Linked DNA regions of Homo sapiens: region 1 is linked to region 2. A link is a loop called in an ENCODE intact Hi-C map of the cell type or tissue named here. Cell type or tissue: K562. All regions are shown on one strand. Each heading gives the region's core, and the rest is flanking DNA. Links, peaks and the distances in the headings are about the cores only.

The links. Hi-C counts contacts between places; a loop is a spot of excess contacts. Peaks named below come from ENCODE experiments on the same cell type or tissue, not always from the same donor. Only the 100,000 strongest peaks of a DNase experiment are listed, where the experiment ranks them.
Region 1: a loop joins it to region 2, with 4 times the contacts of the local background. A loop is called at or near these places in 5 of 110 quality-filtered maps.

What each region holds. Positions count from the first base shown.
Region 1 is chr5:62,775,366-62,783,960 of GRCh38, reverse strand. It overlaps the pseudogene ISCA1P1. Among named protein-coding and RNA genes, the nearest start is that of LRRC70, 200 kb to the right of the region's middle. In K562, for the core only: a CTCF peak has its summit at 4,815 (motif pointing right); a DNase peak (open chromatin) is centred at 4,810; H3K27me3 peaks cover 359 bases.
Region 2 is chr5:62,210,002-62,218,596 of GRCh38, reverse strand. No RefSeq gene overlaps it. Among named protein-coding and RNA genes, the nearest start is that of KIF2A, 92 kb to the left of the region's middle. In K562, for the core only: no CTCF peak of the experiment used is centred there; no DNase peak of the experiment used is centred there; H3K27me3 peaks cover 1,540 bases.

The sequences.
Region 1 (8,595 bases), core at 172-8,171, 570 kb before region 2:
CCCCAGAACTTAAAGAATAACAATAACAACAACAAAAAAAGTTCACCCTCTTCTAAAGTCTTCTGTCTCGGAAGATTGCAAATGTTACTCATTTCAGTTTCATTTGCAACAGTTTCAGTTGATTTTCAGTTTCATTGCAAATGTTACTGATTGCAGCTGAAAATGAAATCTCCCAAGAAGAGGAAAGAAATGAAGGAAGCAAAGAAATAATAATAAAGATACTAAACAAAGTTCAACTAACTACTGGAGAGTGGGCAATGCCACGGAGCTCAGTGGTCAGCCCCTAATTATAAGGAAGTCTCCCTCATTTCAGATAGTTCTGGAAGAAGAAGGCAGTCCCAGAATAGCCCACATTAAGCAGCCCGGAAACCCACAGGCTCCCCAGCTTTGCTCAGACTTCCTGGCTTCAGGAAAAGAACCATCTATAGCCCGAGTAAGTGATGCTGGCCTTACCCCACCCACTCACTCCTCCTTCACATGTACCTCCAAAAAAGTAAAAAGCAAGCCCATGTCACAACTAGCAGTCATGAACTGAATCCACCTAATAGATGGGTTTTGTTTGGCTTGCAGAGTTTAAAAGGGAAAAAAAAATTTGGTTGCCAACACTTAGAATGGAGAGATTCCACACAAAATCCAGATCTCTGGCTCCTCTTAAAATTTTAGAATATTTTGCAACACCAGGCCAGCATGCCCAGTGGGAATAGGTAAGGGAACCCTTTTTTAAATGGAGTGTACACTCTCCAATTTGCCATTGTCCCCACCACTCCTTGTTCTGACACCCAGCCCACCACACTCATTGACATTAGCTGTCTGGCACTGGTCGATATTTGAGTGCCCAGAGCCCACTGGTCATTAAGAACAGCAAGCCAGATGTGCCAAATGTCAATAGCAACCAATATGTCTATTAACTAAAACCAAAAACATAATAGCAGAGAATCTGATCATTTAATGGAAAAAAAAAAACCTGGGCTGGCTATTAAAATATATGTTTCTTTCCTAGGACCACAACTGTGTGAAATTAGGCAAGTTAACTAATCTTTCCTAAATTTCAGTGTCCTCAAGTACGAAGTGGGGATAATAATACCAATGTCATAGCATATGTTATGGAAGATAATGTATGTTATTTTAAAGTCCTTTATAAAGTAGAATAAGTTAAATATAGATTATGATACTGAATTACTCTAAGCAATAGTTGACACAAGAATAAATGAAAGTTGTACCATAGATGTTTAATGTTACCACACACACAGAAATAAAATCTAATTCATTGACCTGCTGATGATTTCATGTTATTCTCCATACTTTGTAAATTCAAAATGTATGCACTTAAATGCTAGAGCCACAATTTAAAATTCTTTGTTAGCAAGAGAAAGAAAACTTAAAAAAGGAAAAAATAATGCCTTTGTACCTCATTATTCTTAGGATTAATTAGAATTTGGGTCATAGATTCAGGTTTTCTAAAAGTTAATGGTATATCAGAGGAGCGTAACTGAGGATTTGGAGTAGGCACAGATCATTCACTGTACATCTGCCTAGAACTTCATTAAGCAATATCTGGATCTGATTGTACCCATAAAATTTCTGTGCCCAAATGAATTTCAAATTAAGCTTCCTAAAGGAACGAGAGTCTATTAAATCCCTTCCTCCTGGAACTGCGGGCAGTATTTAGGAGATGAGATGACACTGACGGAGCACCTTATATCAGGCTCCCTTAATAAACCAAATAATTTCAAACCTTGGGACACAAATAACATTAGCAGAGGCAAGGCGATGGCCAGAACGGGAAGCTGAAATTCTGAAACAAGCAAAATTTTTCACAATTTCCCTTCATCAGGCCAACAGTCACAGTGCTAGACAAAGGGAATTTGTCTTAATAAGTGATGCGTGAACTGCCTCAATCTTGGTGCCTGCTCCACAGAAAGCCACTGTGAACCTCCAAGAAACTACGATGTCGTCCAATGCTGCCCCCAACAAATGATAGGGACCTTGACCTGGGCATACTCTGCCCACCTCCCTCAAAATCAAAGAAGAAGTGATCTTCTTTGAGAATATGAACTAGAAAATACCCAAGATAAAAGGTATTACTTTATCTTTCTCATAGCATTTAACTGCAAAAAAAAAAAAAAAAAGGGGATTTGTATGCATGTCTATCTCTTCTAGCTGTAGGGCCCAGTGCTAGTGTATAGTGAGCACCCGATTCATATTTCTTAAGTTGTGCTAAATTGTCTTCATTCTCCATTTTCTGACTTAGCAGCACAAACGACCTAAAAACCTCCAAGCACTTTATTTATCTGGGACCTCCTCTTTTGGGCCATAGAGTGAATTATGGTACTGTGCTCACCACGACTCGGCAAAATGATAAAACTTTGAAATATAAGACTTACATCAGGCCGGGCGCGGTGGCTCACGCCTGTAATCCCAGCACTTTGGGAGGCCGAGGCGGGCGGATCACAAGGTCAGGAGATCGAGACCATCCTGGCTAACACGGTGAAACCCCGTCTCTACTAAAAACACAAAAAATTAGACGGGCGTGGTGGTGGGCGCTGTAGTCCCAGCTACGCGGGAGGCTGAGGCCGGAGAATGGCGTGAACCCGGGAGGTGGGGCTTGCAGTGAGCCGAGATCGCGCCACTGCACCCCAGCCTGGGCGACAGAGCAAGACTCCGTCTCAAAAAAAAAAAAAAAAAAAAAGACTTACGTCAAACTGTGCACAGTGGAATATCTCCTGGATTCTGTAAAGGCAGATTGATAATGCAATCATGGTACACCACCACTGATACTGCTCAGCCCTTAAAATTCAGGCTAGGAATGGGAGGAGTGGGATTCCCCAGCTCCGCTCCGCTCCTGCGCTCCCATCGCTTCACCGCTAGGAAGCAGCCTAGCCAGCATTCCCACAGGGTTGGAGCTGGAACTGCACACTGGAGAGTTAAACAGACCAAGCATTCAGTTTCTGCCTCAGGCACTCACTGACAGGGCAAATACAGAAACTTCAATTCCTCGTGTCTTGGTTTTGTCATCTGTAAAATGGGATAACAGCTCTTACCATAGGACCCCTGCAAAGAGTAAATGTATATAAAGGGCTTGGCACCCAGCCTGGCACACAGTAGTGGTGTAATAGATGCCACAACCCTCGTGTAGGGAGAAGAGACGTACAGTGACCCCGAGTGAGCTTGAAGATGACGCTGTGATCAAGCTTGGAGTGGGCTTCCAGGCACACTGGTGTCACCCCGGGCTCTGGGGCCCAAGGCAACACTTCTCAAGCCTTTCTATTGGAACACCACTAACTGTAAAGAGCGGTGAATGTATGCCCTGGGGCCTGTTGGAAGCTTCCAAATTCATTCTTGTTTTGTGGTAAACCTCCATGTCTTTTTAATTTGCTCCCAAGCAAATTTGTCTTGGTTTTAATGTCAAAACAATACGGCCTCCTCCTACATCTCTGAGAAATATGAACCTTTAGGGAGGCGTGCTATAATCATATGGTGACTTTGCTGACCCGTCGGCACCTTCCCCACACGCCTGAGGATACATGTGCCTCAATGTGCTACCACGTGGGACTGCCCTTCCATTAGCATAAGTAAGAGTGTGGGTCCACCTTTGGATATTGTAGCGTCTCATGATTTTTTTTTTATTTTTATTTATTTTTTTTGAGACGGAGTTTCGCTCTTTTTGCCCAGGCTAGAGTGTAATGGCACGATCTCGGCTAACTGTAACCTCCACCTCCCCAGTTCAAGTGATTCTCCTGCTTCAACCTCCCAAGCAGCTGGGATTACAGGCGTGTGCCACCATGCTTAGCTAATTTCATATTTTTAGTAGACGGGATTTCACCATGTTGGTCAGACTGGTCTCAAACTCCTGACCTCAGGTGATCTGCCCACCTCGGCCTCCCAAAGTGCTGGGATTACAAGCATCAGCCACCGCGCCCAGCCAGCATCTCATGATTAATAAATAAAATGCCAAGGCCCTGAAAAACTTTTGGAGAAAATGATTTTCTCCAAATCACAATGTGGGAGGAGATAGGCTAAACAGGGACCAGCTCTCTGAGCACAGCCTACTTTCATCTCTGGTCATAAACATCATAAAAACAGAACACAACACATTCGTGAACAAAGTTAGACCAACCATAATGCCAAAGTGATCTTAACAGAATCACAAATGTCATAGGCACCCTAAGGGAATGTCGTAAGGCATCCCTTAATGTCATAACATTTGAGAGAAGTGCCTGCTGTTTACCAAATACAGGTGAATAAATAAAGGAAATAAATAAATAAATAAATGTGCATCAGTGGCTCAGTTTGGGAATAAGGATGAAGAATTTGCATTCGAAATCCTCATAAAAGTCACATTAACCAAAGTTATGTTTCCATAAGACATAGTATTTGCAGATTGGGTCATCTGTACTGACCCTATGTGGCTGTTTCTGACCAAAAACATGCAGATTCCGACTAGTTCATAGCCCTTAGACAGGAGTAGCTATTGGTAAACATTGTAACAGCTGTAGGGAAATTAGACTTTCTTAATACTTAATATACAGAATGACAATACTACATGTACATATTTTGAAAAAAGAATATATACACTTACAGTGAGACAGTTTCAAACTATTTCGCTGATGAGAGGTACAATGTAAGTTATAAAATAATATCTAAACTCAAATAAGCACTAATATTAAAAGATAACTACTCTTTTACTTTTTAACTAAAATATTCAGGTGATTCTTAAATCGAACTTTAAATGATGTCCATGATATGTAAATCTTAAAAAAAAACAAATGGTATTTTCGTGTCTTGCCACAGTAGAGATGATCAGATACTTACCTCTAGGGGGAGCTCAAGGCTTTGTCTCTACTTAACGTTTTCTGTTTTCCCGGTGTTGCATGACAGAGCCCTTGGGATCTCTCCACTTGGGAAAAGATGCTCCACCCCATCCCTCTCATCCCCTTAAAAAGTTGCAAAAATTTGGGGTGGGAGGAGATGCTCAGGAGAAAAAGAGACTCTGGGAAAACTAATGGGCCAATCTCAGCCCACTAAGTGGTTATTTTTCTCTTTGGGGATAAAGCCTAACCATTATAAACCCAGTGTTTGCCTGGAGGATCCCCTTAGCAAATCCCTCAAACTACCAGTGGCAGCAGTATGAAACTGTGGACATTCATGCCCCATCATCCTTGGCTTCTTAGGATTACTGACTAGCACTCTTAGCACTTGTGGCTATATAAATACCGCTTTAATTTATACCAGCATTTCTCAAAATGGACTTTCAAAGAACACCAGTTTGACTGTAAGTTAGCAAATTTTATGTAAATAAAGGGTTGTCTGTCACAGAAGTTTAGAAAACACTGGGTTAAACTAAGTTCAAAAGTTTTCCTTTGTGCAGGACTTTTCATAGTCTGTAATGCATGATGACTCTCCAAAAGAAGGGACAAGTAGGAAGTGTTTCTCAAGTCTATATGACCACAGGTCTCTCTTTTAAGAGCTTCCTCTTAGGCCTGTTAGAACACTCCCTCAGACATTTTGCTCACGATTGCTGAGGTCGTGGTTAAGAAAAGAAGCACAGATTTGTTTTTTGTTTTTTGTTTTTTTAAACAACTCAGCCAAGTATATTTCAAACAAAAAGGGAGAGTTTGGTCTGAATTATCTGGATATCTGCTTCAATTAGCCATTCTAATTTACATGTACAATGAAAGCCTTGGAGTCCCACCTCCCTGCCATCACCTAATATTGTCTATGATAGGGAACTCATTAGGCCAACAGCATACAAAAATTTGGATTTATACTCAAAAAATGACTATTTACATCACAAAATGAGATTCGCCATAAAACTCCTTAAATCACAGATTCTCCCACCACATTTAAAAAATGATGCTACAAAATAACCATTAAGTTTACCCACTTACACATACTCAGCAAAACTCCTGGCTCACAGAGAGACACAATTGCATGTGGCATTGCACAGTGACCACTGCATTAAATACACACAGATGTAAACCCCTTCTTTTTAAAAGTTTTTCATGTAAGCTTTTTTCAGTAGGACACAAATTTTTTTTTATTATTCTGCCTCACTGTTTTTCTACCACATCTAGGCAAGTACAATCTGCATAAAAAATTGCTAGTCATGCCATTTTGCTACCCAGGTAAGGTATGTTAAGGCCATGTTGCTACTACTAGTCACCGTCTTCATGAGATGGGGTAGCTGGGTGGTGAATACAGTGGTCCTGGGGGAGGTGGATCAGGATCACGGACAGGCCTTTTTAAACTCTAGTTCTTAGGCAACTGCCGTCAGATTCTGCCCTCAGGTGAGAGCCACTGCTCCATGGTGTTCAAATGACAGAAAAAAAGTTGTATCCCAAAGAAATATTAGAGCAGGAAAATTATTACAAATCAGAAATATAGGACTACAGTTTCCAAAGTGAAGTTACATACTCCAGAAAATTTTAAAATAATAGAATTTCTGTTCATACTTTTATCTCAAAAATTAGAAATTAGACTTTCTTAGTATTTAATATACAGAATAACAATACTATATGTATATGATTTGAAGAAAAAAGGAATATGCACACATTTTAGAGAGAGACATTGTCAAACTATTTTGCTAATGAGAGGCACAATTTAAAAGTTGGGAAACCAATGCGCCCGCCGTGTCCGTGGAGAGAGGCTGAGGCAGCCAACCTCCGGCCCCAGGCACCGGGGCGCCGGGACGGCGAAAATGTCGCCTTCCTTAGTCCGGGCAACTGCCCGGGCTGTGAGCAAGAGGAAGCTGCAGCCCACCCGGGCAGCCCTCACCCTGACACCTTCAGCAGTAAACAAGATAAAACAACTTCTTAAAGATAAGCCTGAGCATGTAGGTGTAAAAGTTGGTGTCCGAACCAGGGGCTGTAATGGCCTTTCTTATACTCTAGAATATACAAAGACAAAAGGAGATTCTGATGAAGAAGTTATTCAAGATGGAGTCAGAGTATTCATCGAAAAGAAAGCACAGCTAACACTTTTAGGAACAGAAATGGACTATGTTGAAGACAAATTATCCAGTGAGTTTGTGTTCAATAACCCAAACATCAAAGGGACTTGTGGCTGTGGAGAAAGCTTTAATATTCGAAATCTCAGGACTCTTCTGGCCGTAGGTTCCAGGAAAGCTCGTGGAAGCTTTGGGGCTCACTGCAGAAATCATGTGACTGTCACGTGCTGGAAAATAAAGTGATACATCTTGAAAATGAAGCCAGTGTGTTGGATTCCGGAAGAAATGATATTTGTATTCTCTGTAGGGGACAAAATGAGAAGTCATCACTCTTTTTGGATCATTTAGATCTCTTGCATCCTTTGTTTTAGAACCAGTTTCATTAAAGTTGCCTTCCTGGACACCTGTTTATCCCTTTCCTGAACTGTGTGCACTCCTTAGATCGCTATTGAATGGCTTGAGCTTCCCTCAGCATTTCTCCCAACCAGATCGGCGACTCCTAAAATCCGAGACAGGACGTCCTGACTGCTGGTAGTAATATGGTGGTGCATTGTTTTTTCCACCCGAACTTAACATAGCCTTTTTATACATTTTTATGAAAAATTTCATTGTCAGCTGCCTCATTGTATACCCTTTAATAGTACCAGGCAAAGATTTTCTTCAACTATAGTACAGATTAGTTCTGAGTGATGGTATCAAAAGGTGAGAAAGACGTCATCCACCTGTTTTTTAATCCATTTCTTTTGCCACCCTATATGTCTGTTCAGAGATGGGATCTCAAGCTGACTTTGATTCTTTTAGTTGAGGAGTCTCTTAAAGCCATCTAGCCCACCTCCCTCAATTCCCTATGTGAGGAAACAAAACCCCAGGGAAGCCAAAGGGCTCCTCTCCACCCTGACTCTACAGGCCGGGGGAGAGTAGGGACTCTACCCCTCTCTCCCCTTCCTTGTAGGTGACACATGCTCTGCCCTCTGAGGCAGTCAGCGAAGGCAAATGGTCTGACTGCTTTATGTGGTCAACATTTTAATAGAATTTCTTTATAATTTGATACAGGTTATATTATTTTTATTTTATTTTGAGTGGGAAGAATTTTAAAACCTTTTTATGTGAATTACCTCTTGTTTCTTTCACCTTTGAAACAGTGGTTTGTAGGAGAGATGACATTGTAGCAACCCAGAATTCTGCTTTTGGAATGTGGTCCTCACTGTGCAGGAGAACATGGGGATCTTTTGTTAAAATTCCCAGTGTGCATACACTTTCTGGTTCCTCGGTCCAGTTGCTAAAGTTCTTAGTATTTTAGCCTAACATATTTATCACCAACTTTTCTTTAAAAGTGTTCCTTTTGTCACTTAGTTACTGATTTTCCTGGGTTTGACATATTAAGTATTCTATGAGATGATATATATGCTTTTTTTGAAAGCTGATTCTCATGAATTCAAGTAGCTGAGTTCCTTTATGTTTAGTTTATTCACTAAAGTAGCTGGCACAAAACACACCAAAACCTAGAGCAATAGCTTTATGCAAATGCTCATGAGTTTGTATCAATAATATGATTGTTGGATCCACTTATAATTCATGCAATACTGTATGTATGTAGAGATTGAGTTGTCAATTTAAAAAAATGTGTCCTCTTTGTGATTAAAAAAAAA
Region 2 (8,595 bases), core at 110-8,109:
TAAATACCCCAGCCTCCACTCCTTCTCCCTCCCTCTTATCTCCTATTAAGGATCTCTAATTGGCAGAACCCAACTGGAGGTCAAAGGGCAAGGGAGTCCATTGATGAAACTCATACAGTCCAGTGTCCCCAGCAAGAGAGTAGGATGAGAAGGGTGGAGAGTGACTTCAGCAGTGGGGAGGAGAGGATAACAGGCACAGGCTGCTCCTCTAGCTTGTTCATGTACATCCCAGTAAAATCAAGTGGAGAAGATCATCCAGAGAAGACTGGGAGGAAAAGGGTTAGCATGTTTGCATCACCTTGGGTGAGGAATGAGTTAAATGCAATGACCTTTGTGAATTTCAGCTGATGTCATTGTATAAGTCATGTATTTCCCTGGCAGCTGCTGTCTAAGGCATGGCCTTCATCTTGAATTGGTTCTGGGTCAACAGAAGCCTAGGCTGGGTTGATTAGCTCACTTCGCTCTTCCCTGAGAGGCCTCTGAGGAGCTAGCTACAGTGGGAGCTTTGGGAGGGTAGGATCAACACCTTTGGATATCTGGGTGGGGTAGAGGGAGTTTTAAGTATAGAGAAAAGGGGAGGGGAGAGAGTGTTGAAAGGGTGCTGATGGCACATCTGGGCAAGGGGCAGACCTGGGCCTACTTAAGATGGCATTGCATTGGGCTCAGGGTTTATAGAGCATAGAATATGCTTTACATGGAATGATGCCACCCCCACTGCCTAAGATGCACTGTATAGACTGAGATGCTGCTGGAACTGTGGTGGGGGTGGGCAAGAGGGGTGGGTGGGGAGGCAGTGGGCACACTCTCCCTTCAGAGTCCTGTAGCACAGAGTTCTGCCACAGAACACCACTGTTCTGCTTTAAACACCATTGCAAATGGTTAGCATTCACCTTAGCTGAATTTGTAGAGAGGGAGAGGAAAGAGGGAAAAGAGGAGAAAAAGAAAGAATGTGTTTGTCCAACTCAATGCATATGGATGAGTTGGTTCTGGTGCTCACCTCCGATTTAAATCAAACGATCCATATTTGTGGGTGGGTGGGTGGGATGCCCCTTGGGCAGCAGGAGCAGAGTAGGCTGTGGGCTGAGCAAATACTTAGAAGCATGTCTGTTACAATCATGCTTTGCTTCTGGTCAGTGGCACAATATATATTTAACACATTCTCTTGGGAATATTAAAATCCAATATAATATAAGCCAGTGGCAAGTAGTCTTTCTTTTATTATATCCATTGGGCAACGGGTTGGTCAGTAGAGGGAAGAGAGATCAGAAAGCAGAAAGCTGGATGGAGGAATGACCTCATCTCACTAACTCCAAAGTGTTGCATCTACCTTGGCCAGAATCCATGGCTTCTAAAAGAATTCATTGGAAGAAAGAAACAGGGAGGTGAAGAGAAAGGAGAGAATGGAGATGAGAGAAATATAACCAAGAAAAGTGAGTTTTTCTAGAAGAATTTTATTGTCAAATAATTCTGCAAGGGAACAAAGTCTTCTGAGAAGCATGAAGCATAATCTTTCTCCTTTCTGTTTTTTTCTATTCCCTATGAAAAAAAAACCTGTTAATTTTGTATTAAAAACAAAATACATTTCTTTTTCTTGAGTGCTCTATAATTGTATAGGAATGTGTATCACTTCTTCTCCATAATTTTGAGAATATTTCTGAAGACAGTGACATATTCTGACTCTTTAAGAACAAAACAATTCAATTTTAAAATCACTGAGTGACAGCAATCAAAGTTCTGAAGTGATGCAGTTCGCCTCAGCACTTGTTCGAAATGTCATTAGAAAACCAACATATAGCGGGTTGTTATGGCAACTGGAATACCAGAGTTTATAACATCACTGTAATTAATGTTATCCAAACGTTATTAATCTTTCAACATCACTCACATTCTCTGAAGGAACGGCAGTTCTGGTTCTCTTAGGATTTTTCAATAGTGTAATCCATTGCAGCTTTTCTTCACATTTTATTTTTAAATAGATCTTACTCTGACTTTGCTTTAGTGAAATTAGTTATTGTTTCTCCATCTTTACTTGTTCTATTTTGGCTGCTATTCTTTTTTTTGATAAAACTTGAAGTAAAATGGAAAAAAGGGATTACAGCTAAAAAACAGAATAAAGTCTAGAGATGGAAAGATTTATATATTTAAGTATGGAGAACCTCAGAAAAATATTCAAATATTTTGTATACAGCTTTGTAGTATTAACTCACATTTGCATAGCACTTTATAATTTAAGAAGCAGTTTTACATATGTTATTAACATAACATTATTTAACATAACAACCCTAAGAAGACAAGTAATAATTTTTGAGTGCCTACTACGTGACAGGTAATATGATCTGCTTACATAAATCTTTTAGTTCTCACCACAATCTGCAAGATAGGTGTTGTGGTTTAAAAATATGTCTCCATGGTTCAACAACAAATCAACAAATTACCTGATTTAAAAACAGGTAAATGACTTGAATAGACATTTTCCCAAAGATGATGTACTGGTGGCCAATGAGCATATGAAAAGATGCTAAATATCACTAATTATTAGATAAATGCAAATCAAAAAAAAAACCACAATGAGATATCACCTGAAATCAATTTAGTGGCTGCTATGAAGAAACAGAAAATAATAGTGACAAGGATGTAGAGAAATTAGAAACTTTGTGTAGTGTTGGTGAGAATGTAAAATGCTATAGCCACTGTGGACAACAGTGGTGGTTGCTCAAAAAATTAAAAATAGAACTACTGTATGATCCAGCAATCCTACGAATGGGTGTATACCCAAGAAAGAATCAAAAGCAGTATCTTGAGGAGATATTTGTACACCCATGTTCATAGTAGCACTATTCACAGTAGCCAAGAGGTGGAAGCAACCCAAATGTCTATTGACAGATGAACGGATAGACAAAATGTGGTATATAAGTACAATGGAATATAAATCAGCCTTAAAAAGGAAGGAAATCCTGTCACATTGCTACAATATGTCCTATAGGACATTATGCTAAGTGAAATAAGCCAGTCACAAAAAGACAAATACCGCATGATTCCACTTACATGAGGCAGGTAAAGTAGGCAAATTCACAGAAACAGAAAGTATAATGATGGTTACCAGGGACTGGATGGAGGAGGAAATGGAGACTTTTAAAATGGGTATAGAATTTCAGTTTTGCAAGATGAAAATGTTCTGGAGATCTGTTGTACAACAGTGTGAATATACTTAGCATGACTGAACTGTACACTTGAAAATGGTAAGGTGGTAAATTTTATGTTAAGTGTTTTTATGCCGCAATTTAAATAAGTGCCTCCAAATTGACACTCTTTGCTTTAAAAGGTAGAGCCAGTTCACCTCCCCTTGAAGGTGGGTTGGACTTAGTAATTTGCTTTTAATGAGTACTGTTGCAGAAGTGACAAAGTATGACTTCCAAGACTGGATCATAAAAGACATTGCTGCTTCTGCTTTATTCTCTTTTGGCTTTTTTTTTTTTTTTTTTTTTTTTTTTGGAGTTGGGGGAGAAGTGGATCCAGCCCCAGTCAAGCCTTCAGATGGCTGTAGCCCTGGATGATATCTTGACTACAACCTCATGAGACACCCTGGACCAGAAACTACCCTGCTAAGATGACTCACAGACACTGAGTAAAATAAACATTTATTGTTTTAAGCCACTAAGTTTTGGTATAATTCATCACACAACAATGAATCACTAATGCAATAAATATTTTCCCTTCATCTGAAGCAATGATGGTCTCTGGTGTGTTAGAAGGGCTCCTCCTACCTTTTTGTTGATTTGTGGTTTTGTTAATGTGTCTGTTGCCTCTTCTGAACACCGACGCCAGGTCAGAATTAGACAAGTGCCTTCTGTGAATTATCTTCAGCCCCAGCCTTATGAATGACATCTGGGAACTGCTGTCCTGTAACCAGAGGGCTGCTGGATTTCTTTGAGCTCCTTTATCCTCTCTCTTCTTGTGGCATCAAGAAGTATGAACGAATGTCCATGGGGTATTCTCATTCAAAGTTCAATCACATATGAACCAGTGAGTTTAGATACAGGAGGTCACACCCTAATATTATGCTATATTCAAAGAAAGTTTTCATTCACCTTTCTGAAAAACATGAAAGGGCATCACAGTAATACATTGGGGAAACATCCGAAAGGCCAAAAAGAAAGAAAAACTCAACATTTTCTCCTTTGGAAGATGTGGGGATTCATCCAGGAATGTCATTTGAGAATAGTTTTTCCCCTGTTCTACATAAACTTTATCCTTCCCTCTTACGTTTAGAAATTAAGCTATACATTTTGGAGGGTGAGGCAACTTCACTAGCTCTCTGGCTGCCTGAAGATTGTATCACTCCTTTGAAACTGGAAAATGCCTATGGATATAATCTTTTACTGTTTTAAAATGTTCTCTTTAAATAAATGGACTTGCATCATTGCTTATAGTGGTGAATTCTTTAGGTGGAAAAAGGAACTTCTCCAGACTTGTAATGAAGGCATTTAAAAAAAGTAAATTTTGTATCTCTTCAAAAAAAAAAAAAGGTAAATCGAAGCTCTCAGAATTTTAGTTTATTTGCTAAGATCACGTATCAAGAATGAGGAAACCTAAGGCTTCAAACCTGTGTTTTTCTGCCCCTAAAACCGATGCTTAATTTCTTTTTTTTTTTTTTTGAGATGCAGTCTTGCTCTGCTGCCCAGGCTGGAGTGCAGTGACACCATCTTGGCTCACTGCAACCTCTGCCTCCTGGGAGACGGGGTTTCACCATGTTGGTCAGGCTGGTCTCGAACTCCAGACCTCAAATGATCTGCCGGCCTTGGCCTCCCAAAGTGCTGGGATTACAGGTGTGAGCCACCATGCTTGGCCCCCATGCTTACTTTCTACAACCCTGGGGAATTATTCCTTTCATTCTAGAGATGAAGAAGCTGAATCTGGGCGAGGGTAACTAACTCGTCCATGGCTCTAACTGTGGTTAGTGCCAGAATCCAGGTTATAAGTCTCAGCCCAATACTCTTTTACATGACACTATATTGCTTTCCTGTTTAGATAATGTATTTTGTGAAGCTCTAGAGATATAAATTTGAATAAGGTAATCATGTGGAAGACATCCCAGCTTTAAGCAAATGTGTCAGGAACATAGAATTAGGTTCAGATTCTTGGGTTTTTAGTTGAGGATCTCACATTTTATTTTACTTTATTTTATTTTATTTTATTTTAAGATGGAGTCTTGCTCTGTTGCCCAGGCTGGAGTGCAGTGGTGCCAACTCAGTTCACCACAACCTCCACCTCCCAGGTTCAGGCAGTTCTCCCTCCTCAGCTTCCCAAGTAGTTGGGATTACAGGCACGTGCCACCACGCCTGGCTAATTTTTGTGTCTTTAGTAGAGACGAGGTTTCATTATGTTGGCCAGGCTGGTCTCGAACTCCTGACCTCAGGCAATCCACCCGCCTCGGCCTCCCAGAGTGCTGGGATTATAGGCGTGAGCCACCATGCCTGGCCAAGGATCTCAAATTTTAAATGAGATGGTGATTCAAAAACTTTTTTTTCATTAAATTATTAAACTACTGAGGAAATAACTATTTGTAAGAGCAAAAATATACAGTAATGCCTCATTTTTGTTTACTGTACTACATTTTCTGAGCACTTTCACACAGAGCAGTCCATGTAGCCTCTTTTGTCCTGTAGCCACTCAGTATTTCTGTATTGGTTGTAAATGAAGCATGTTCACTTATCTGAAATCAGCATCAGCATTCTGCAGCCCACATGCCAATGGTGACTGGAAAGATAACTGAGTGGCAAATGGAGGGGAGGAGGGGTTTCTACTCCAAGCCCTTGGCAGGTGATTGCAAAACAGATGGCTTATCCCAGTTTCCCTCCAACCTCCAGCATCCCGCTCTCATGGGTCTCCCCGGAACCCGGGCTGTCCTGTCATCCTAGGACATGCCTACCACTCCTAAGCTCTTGCAACAAAATGATTCCCCTTCTTCTCTAATCAAAACTTTCTTTTCTTTATTCTGAAAATAACTAATAATGCATTTTTCTTCTCTTTTTTGGGAAAAAGTTTAGTTTATTTACAGTTGATGAAGGAAAGCTTCTTTTTACAGAAGAATGCCAGCTAAAAAATATAAAAGAAAAGATTGAATTAAAAAATGTGTCCATTTTGCACTTCCTAATGACAAATTAAATGCTAAAACCATTAACCGAAAGATGGTTGGGGGACAGTATATTCTCAAAGCATCAAAATAACACCCCACAGATTGCTTGCTAATTGCAAAAGGAAGACCACGCCATTACAGTGGAGGTATCTGGCCATCACTACTTTAACTGAGATCAAGTTCCTTGCCTTAATAATGGGAAGCCAACACTCCCTCTGTCCCTGATGTGTTACAATGTGAGGTGCACAGTGTAACTCATGAAGTATTCTTCTTAAACACATTTCACCTGGCTGTAGTCAAACCTTTGATTTAACTTCCAGTTTACAAGAAATTCAGGGGACAGAAAATTAACACCAGGAACAAACAGACAAATCTAGAATGAAACTCAATCAGTCAATTAATTTCTTCTAAAGATCAATGTCATTAAAACAGAAACGTTGGGAGGGACTGCTCTGAATCAAATGAGACTAAAAGGACTTGATTGGATCTTGGTTAAAAAACCTCATAAAACTATACAAGATGTGTTTGGCACAATTGGAGAAATTTGAATCTGGACTGAGAATAGCCATCGTCAGGGAATTATTAATTTTATTATGTGTGTGTGTCAACTATCAATTGCCTCAGCTCCAATTCACACTTCAGTACTGCTCTACAATAATGGACTGGACTCTCCAAGTATTTCTTCTTTATTAGCATGATGTTAACTTTGTCAATAGAGGGCACAGGAGGGATACTGTGGGAGGAAGGGGGCTTTGTTTCCTCCTTTTGGAGTGCTATGTTTTGCTTTTTTTGCTCCAGCTGTCCAATTGGTCAGTGGTGCATGTGTGTCTGGGTACATCTGGTGGTACACTGCCGCAGCTGCATGCCAGATCCTGACCTTCCAGCCTCAGTCCAGACCAGGTGAACTCCTTTGATGTGACTCCCAACAACACTGTGTGCTCCAACCTTGTGTGTGTGGAGCCGTTCTGACTTTGTCTGCAAACCTGCCCTCCAGCCTTGGCTCTGGGTGTGTGTGTGTTTGTATGGGAGAGGGAGGTGGGTTATTTTCTGCTTTCCTGGCGACTGCGGACTAGATCTGGCCCAGAAAACCCAGCAGACTTCTCCACTATCTATTGGCTGCAACCATGCCTTCTCCAATGAGGTCTGAACCCAGGCGTGTTTGCATCCCTCTTCCAAGCTGGTCCTTCCCTGGGTACTCTCACTCAGCTCTAGTGGATTCAGTAGAGTTATCTTGACATCTTTTTTTTTTTAAGTTGAGATGGAGTTTCGCTCTATCACCCAGGCTGGAGTGCAATGGCACGATCTCAGCTCACTGCAACCTCCACCCCCAGGGTTCAAGCGATTCTCCTGCCTCAGCCTCCTGAGTAGCTAGGACTACAGGCCCCCACCACCATGCCCAGCTAATTTTTGTATTTTTTTTTTTTTTTAGCAGAGACGGGTTTTCACCATGTTGGTCAGGTTGGTCTCGAACTCCTGACCTTATGATCTGCCCGCCTCGGGCTCCCAAAGTGCTGGGATTACAGGCGTGAGCCACCGTGCCTGGCCCGACATCTTTATAATTACTTTTCAATTATATCTCTATCTATCTATCTATCTATCTATCTAATCTATCTATATATGTTTAAATGACAAGGTATCATTCTGTTGGCCAGGAGGCTGGAGTGCAGTGGCACGATTGTAGCTCACTTCGGCCTCATGATCCTCCTGCCTCAACCTCCCAAGGTGCTGGGATTACAGCCTTGAATCATCATGCCTGGCCCCTTAATAATTCTTTTGTTTGTTTTGAGGCAGGCTCTTCAGCCCAGGATGGAGAATGCAGTGGGTGATCATGGCTCATTGCAGCCTCAACCTCCCAGGCTCAAGCAATCCTCCTGTCCCAGCCTCCCGAATAGCTGGGACTACAGGCATGTGCCACCATGCCCAGCTAATTAAAAAAAATGTTTTGTAGAGATGGGGCTTCACAGTGTTCCCTAGGCTGGTCTCAAACTCCTGGGCTCAAGTAATTCTCCTCCCTTGGCCTCCTAAAGTGCTAGGACTACAGATGTGAGCCACCATGCCTAGCCTAATAATTATTTTAAACTTCCTCTTTCAAATAACTGTGTGTTTTCTGTCTCCTGATTGAACTCAGACAGATATACTATGATGCTGATATTGTGGTTATCAAGGAGAAGGTTCTAGTTTTCAGAATACTCACTGAAAATATTCAGTGATAAAGGATCATGCTGTCTGCAACTTATTTCAAATGGCTCAGCAATATGTGTGTGCACATATTGATTTATCCATATGCATGCATGCATGAGCATGTGTATGTATGTATATGAATAAGGTAAATAAGTGACACACAAAATATTAGCAATTACTGAATCTAGCGGAAGGGCATATGTGTGTTTATAATACCCATTCTTCCAACATTTTTGTATAAATAAAAATTTTCATGACCAGGTGTGGTGGCTCATGTC